Linked DNA regions of Homo sapiens: region 1 is linked to region 2. The links are chromatin loops, found by intact Hi-C in ENCODE. Cell type or tissue: IMR-90. All regions are shown on one strand. Links, peaks and the distances in the headings refer to the core of each region. The heading gives the core; the rest is flanking DNA.

Region 1 (2,919 bases), core at 250-2,749, 770 kb before region 2:
CTGGTCTCGAACTCCTGGCCTCAAGTGATCCACCATCCTTGGCCTCCCAAAGTGCTCATATTACAAGCGTGAGCCACCACGCCCAGCCCTAACAATGATTTCTTCGTGGAGTATTTTAAACAAGAGTAGGTATTTAGGGGACATATAATCATTTATCAGATATTTTCTGTGTGGCTACCATGTGTCAGACATCTCCAGGCATTGGCAATTCACACCATAGACTCATGCTGTCTTCAGAGAGCTTATTGTCTAGCAGGCTCTGTGTTTTACTGTGATGAAAGTGGGACCCAGGAGAAGGCAGCCCGCTCACCTGAGTGTCACGGAAGCCTTACCAGTGAGATGATTGATGCTTGAGTTATATCTGGGAAGAGGAGCAGGTCTCCTCTTTTAAAGTAGCGAGGAGGCAGCTCTTTTCTCTGTCCATCTGGCTCTTGGCCGTTCCCTAAGCTTCCTTTAGAAACCCTAGGTATAGGCCGGGTGCGGTGGCTCACGCCTGTAATCCCAGCACTTTGGGAGGCCGAGACGGGTGGATCACGAGGTCAGGAGATCGAGACCATCCTGGCTAATACGGTGAAACCCCGTCTCTACTAAAAATACAAAAAAATTAGCCGGGCGTGGTGGCGGGCGCCTGTAGTCCCAGCTACTCGGGAGGCTGAGGCAGGAGAATGGCGTGAACCCCAGAGGCGGAGCTTGCAGTGAGCCAAGATGGCGCCACTGCACTCCAGCCTGAGCAACTGAGCTAGACTCCGTCTCAAAAAACAAAAACAAACAAACAAAAATAACGCTAGTTATAACTTGACGTTTTTGGGTGTACTTCCCTTTCAGTGACCTACAGAAGACGCAAAACTTCCTTCATCGAACTTGACTCCCACAAGGTGATGAAAATAAACCATGTATTAAAATACAACCCATCTAGAGGCTGTGTGTCAAGCTGACCTTCATCCAATTTTAATTTGTTTTCTTACTCAGGAAACTTTATTTTTCAATGTATATTACAGTTATAAGATGGTTGAAATACTCAGATTACTTTATGCATTTTTATTGTTATTATTATTTTTTGAGACGGAGTCTTACTCTGTCACACAGGCTGGAGTGTAGTGGCACTTCCCACTCAGTGCAACCTCCGCCTCCCAGTTTCAAGCGATCTTCATGCCTCAGCCTCCCAAGTAGCTGGGACTACAGGCACACACCACCATGCTCAGCTAATTTTTTTGTATTTTTAGTAGAGATGGGGTTTCGCCATGTTGGCCAGGCTGGTCTCAAATTCCTGACTTCAGGTGATCTGCCTGCTTCGGCCTCCCAAAGTGCTGGGATTACACCCGTGAGCCACTGCACCCAGCCCAGATTACTTTAAATTAGATCAGCAGTTCTCAGCCACAGTGGAATGGTGGGGTGGGGTGAGAGCAAGTGGAGTGTAACTCCAGGCAGCCTGTCTGACTCATCTTTGCAGAAAGACGCCTGAAGAACATGTGTGGTGCATGTTGTAGTGCTGGGAAAATGGTTGATAACTCGCAGCGTAGAAGGTGACTTATCGTAGAAACTGAATTTGTACATTATTAACTTAACGACAGTCGAAGCATAATTATTATAGAAGCCTCAAATGAGTGATCAGCTTTTTCCTTTTTAATTTGAAAAATTCGAAATATGTTTGAAGAGAATTATATAATGAAACTTTAGATTGTCAGCCCCTACCTTCGGCAGATATCAGTTCTTGACAAACTATTTCATTTATTTCCCCTCCTTTTTCTCCCTACCCTGGATTATTTGGAAGCAATTCCTGACATCATTTCATCTATCAGAATTGCATTATGTAAAGAGGTACATTTTTATGAATATCCATTTATTATTTGGTCCCTCTACAAGTGGTGGAGAGAAAAATAAAATCAGGTTACCACCATCTTCCAAAACATGGAAATTAGCCATAGTTTTGGTCCTTAGTCATTTAGAATCTGATTGAGTTCGGGGCTTACTCTATCACTCATATTGCTAGTCAGTGTTATATGGATGCTGTCTTATTTAATTATAAGTCTAGCCATCTATAAGGTACAGAATTTCTGTTTAATAGGTGAGGAAACTGAGACTCAGACTGAAACTTAGCCAAGGTCATGTAGCTAATAGTGTGGAGCTGAAATTGAAATCCAAGTTTGACCCTAGCGTAGAAATGTTCTTTTTGGCAGACCTGACATTGATAAAGCTGAAAAGGATAGGCAGACATCATCTACCTTATACCTGCACTCAGATTCTCAGTTGTGAGTGAGTAGAATGTCCACTATATAAAGTTTCTGTGCAGTCTTGGATCACTTCTGTGCATTGATTCTCGAAGTGTGTTCTGTGGGCCACAGAGAGTCCATGGAGTCTAAGCCTTTTATAATAAGACATCATTTGCCATTTCCACTGTGCTGACATTTGCATCAAGGGTACAATAGCAAAGTTGGGGTAAAACTGCTGAGACCTTAGCATAAATCAAGTGGTGCCTAACTGTACTAGTACTCACTATATTTTCCACAACCACACACACATTTGTGGTAAAATAAAAACCATCTTCACTGAAAAATGTCCTTGGCGAAATAGTAAAAATGATTAGTTGTTATAAATCTTGACCCTTGAGTACATCTTTTTGATATTTTCTGTTGTAAAACTAGAAGCTCACATAATGCACTTCTACTCCATACTGGGTTCCAATGATTGTCTTGAGGAAAAGCAGGTGTGTGATAGAGTTGTGAGCTGAACTAGCCACTTTTCTGATGGAATAGCATTTTTACACGAAAGAACATGAGACAGTCTTGGCAGAGAGGAAACTGCCAGTGTTGGTTGCCAATAAAAAAAATTTTCAAGTCAAAATTAAAATTTCGAAAAACTTATATTTGGCATCATGAGTTTGACAACTTCCTAATAATTTAGACTTTTGTTATAACATCA
Region 2 (2,919 bases), core at 326-2,825:
AATGATCGTATGGTTTTGTCCTTCATTCTGATGATGTATCACATTTAGTGATCTTCATATGTTGAAATATCCTTGCAACTTGATCATGGTATGTAATCTTTTTGATATGCTGTTAGATTCAGTTTGCTAGTATTTTGCTGAGAAATTTTGCAACTATGTTCATCAGGAATTTTGGCCTATAGTTTTCTTTTTTAGTTGTGTCCTGGTCTGCTTTTGGCATCAGGGTAATGCTGGTCTTGTAGAATGAGTTTGGAAGAATTCCTTTGCCTTCAATTTTCTGGAATAGTTGCAGAAAAAAATAGTATTAGTTCTTTAAAATTCGTAGAATTCAGCAGTGAAGCCAACCAGTCTAAAGGGAGCAATTTTGAGGCCTTCCACAGATACCCTCAGATCCCACCTATGGCAACCTCTGCTGGCTTTAACCAAAACCTACCCCCTCTAAGTCAATTCTCCCTCATCCTCCTGAATTGGAGTGGGGAGTTGCTTCTCTCTATACATCCGTAGAGGGGTTTTACATGCAAAGATGATATTTTGTCGCCCCTCCCTTACTTTCAAAGCAATTCCTGGTAGAATTCAGAACATCTCAGCCCTGTCTACAGAGAAGTGGGTCTGCACAGTCCTTTGTGGAGTCTGCAGAGCCGTGTGTGTGACCCACATGGGGTCAAGGACACAGGATCCTACCTATGATCTGGTCTTCATTCCTTCTCAGGGAATGGGGCCAACTCATATTTTGACCTGAGTCAAATAGACCTAAGTTTGAATTCTGCTTCAGCCACTGTCTAGCTGTATAACATTGTGCCTCTTACTTTTTCTGAGCCTGGTTTCCACATATGTAAAATAGGGATGACAACATGTATTTTGCAGGGTAGTTATGAGACCTGAATGATCCAAATGACCATGCTGTGTACTAGCTGTGTGACCTTAAGCAAGTTACTTAACCCTTCGTACCTCTGTACTTATGGGTTGTTATGAGGTATGAGTGCATTAATATTTGCAAAAAGCACATGAGAGTGCCTTGTGCATACAAAACATTACTTAGTGTTAACTATTGTTAATATTAAAGTATGTAAACTGGCTGATGTGCAAAAGGCCTTCAGTAAATGTAAGCTATTTTATCTTCTCCTTCTCAAGCCCACAGGTTCTGACTGTAGAAGTCTGGTTTCTCTGAGGCCACCACAGAGTTCCAGGCAGCCCGTTTATCTGGATTTGAATAGTTTTAAGTAAGTGGCCTTGGTTTGCCTTCTGGCACACAAAAAATAAAGTAACAGAGACACCTAGTGGGAGCTGATAGCAAGTGCTCCAGCAAGTCTGAGTGCCTGTGTCTGGGATCAGGTGGAGACCCGGAGGATGGAACCACTGTGGCCCATGAGTGCACAATGAGGCCAACAGGCTCTCTCGAGCCATGCCAGGGCAGCCTTCACCAATGGGAAGCCCTGCTCATCCACCCTGCAGCTGGTCCTTGTCACCAAGGCTCTGTTCTGAACAACCTCTGGGGACAAAGAGTCTGTTGCTGTATCAGCTCACACGGGTGGACCTAGCCTCAGGTCGTGGTGGGGGATGTAGGAAAGCAGACAGTTTTCTGCTTTGAGGAGTTGGCAGAAAACGATTGGACTTGGCACTTTTTTTGCTGTGTGACCTCGGATGAATCATTTAGCATCTCTGAGCTCCAGTTTCCTTGTGTGCAAAAACAGAGTTAGTAATAGTGAGGATGGTTTAAAATGATGGATGTAGAAAGCGAAGTGCTGAGTCTATGCCCATACCCCCTTGAATGCACCCGAACTTGTCTGATCTCAGAAGCTAAACAGGGTCAGGCCTGGTTAGTACTTGGATGTGACAAAGTTAAGCACTGTGTTGTTGACACACAGGAAGCACCCAATAAATGGTAGCTATTGTTGTTATTGTTATGATTTTATGGTGGATAACCGCACATGAAATAAATAGGGAATAAATCCACACAATATTGAACCAAGTGAAAGCCATCGTAGTTTATAGCAGGTGAGAGACAGGGCTATTCCAGATCTGCAGTAGTTAGGTGAGGCCTCATGGAGAAGACAAGATTTCTGATGAGCCTCTGACTGCAACAACAAACAAATTATACTCCTACTGGCTGAAACAATTATGGGGTGTGTTGGCTCATATAACTTGGTAAGATTTGATCCAGTGCCTTGATGATGTTACGAGGAGCCAATCTTTTCTTTTAAAAATATTCTTGTGACATAAAAAAGATTTAGAAAACGACATAGCATTCACCTTAGGAAATAAAATAGCAAATATAGTTGAGGCTTCCTGGCCCTCCTTCAGTTGCATTTCCCCTTCCCCTACCCTGCAAAAAGAACCACTCTCCTAAATTTGGTGTTTATACTTCCCATGGATGTATTTATGTTATTATTACATATGTGTGTGTTCCTAAACAACATATGGTAAAATTGTATGTTTTAAACCTTTTTATAAATATGTCATAGAGTATGTGTCTGTATTTGTCTGTTTGGGCTGCATAACAAAATACCATAGATTTGGTGGCTTAAACCACAGAAATGTATTTTCTCAAAGTTCTAGAGGCCAGGAAGTCCAAGCTCAAGGTGCCAGCCAGGGAGGTTTCATTCTGCAGACTGTTCTCTAGTCTTGCAGGTAGCTACTGTTTCTCTGGGTGCTCACGTGACCTCTTCCTTGTGCTTGTACAGGGAGAGAAAGAGAGATAGCAAGCTCTTTGATGTCTCCTCATGAGAGCCCCATCCTCAGGACCCCAACTAATGCTAATGATCTCCTAAAGACCCCATCTCCAAATACGATCACATTTGGGGTAGAGTTTCAATATGTTAATTTTGAGGGGATACAGATATTCTGCTCATTTCATTCCACTTCTGCCTCCCACAAAGTTCATGCCCTTCTTACATGCAGATGCATTCATTCCATTCCAAC

The links. Hi-C counts contacts between places; a loop is a spot of excess contacts. Peaks named below come from ENCODE experiments on the same cell type or tissue, not always from the same donor. Only the 100,000 strongest peaks of a DNase experiment are listed, where the experiment ranks them.
Region 1: a loop joins it to region 2, with 7 times the contacts of the local background. A loop is called at or near these places in 7 of 110 quality-filtered maps.

Annotation. Positions count from the first base shown.
Region 1 is chr18:49,240,552-49,243,470 of GRCh38, reverse strand. All of the region lies in intron 13 of DYM (dymeclin), which reads left to right. Among named protein-coding and RNA genes, the nearest start is that of MIR4744, 190 kb to the right of the region's middle. In IMR-90, for the core only: no CTCF peak of the experiment used is centred there; a DNase peak (open chromatin) is centred at 1,410.
Region 2 is chr18:48,474,428-48,477,346 of GRCh38, reverse strand. It overlaps the pseudogene RNA5SP456. Among named protein-coding and RNA genes, the nearest start is that of CTIF, 63 kb to the left of the region's middle. In IMR-90, for the core only: a CTCF peak has its summit at 1,273 (motif pointing left); a DNase peak (open chromatin) is centred at 1,246; H3K27me3 peaks cover 251 bases.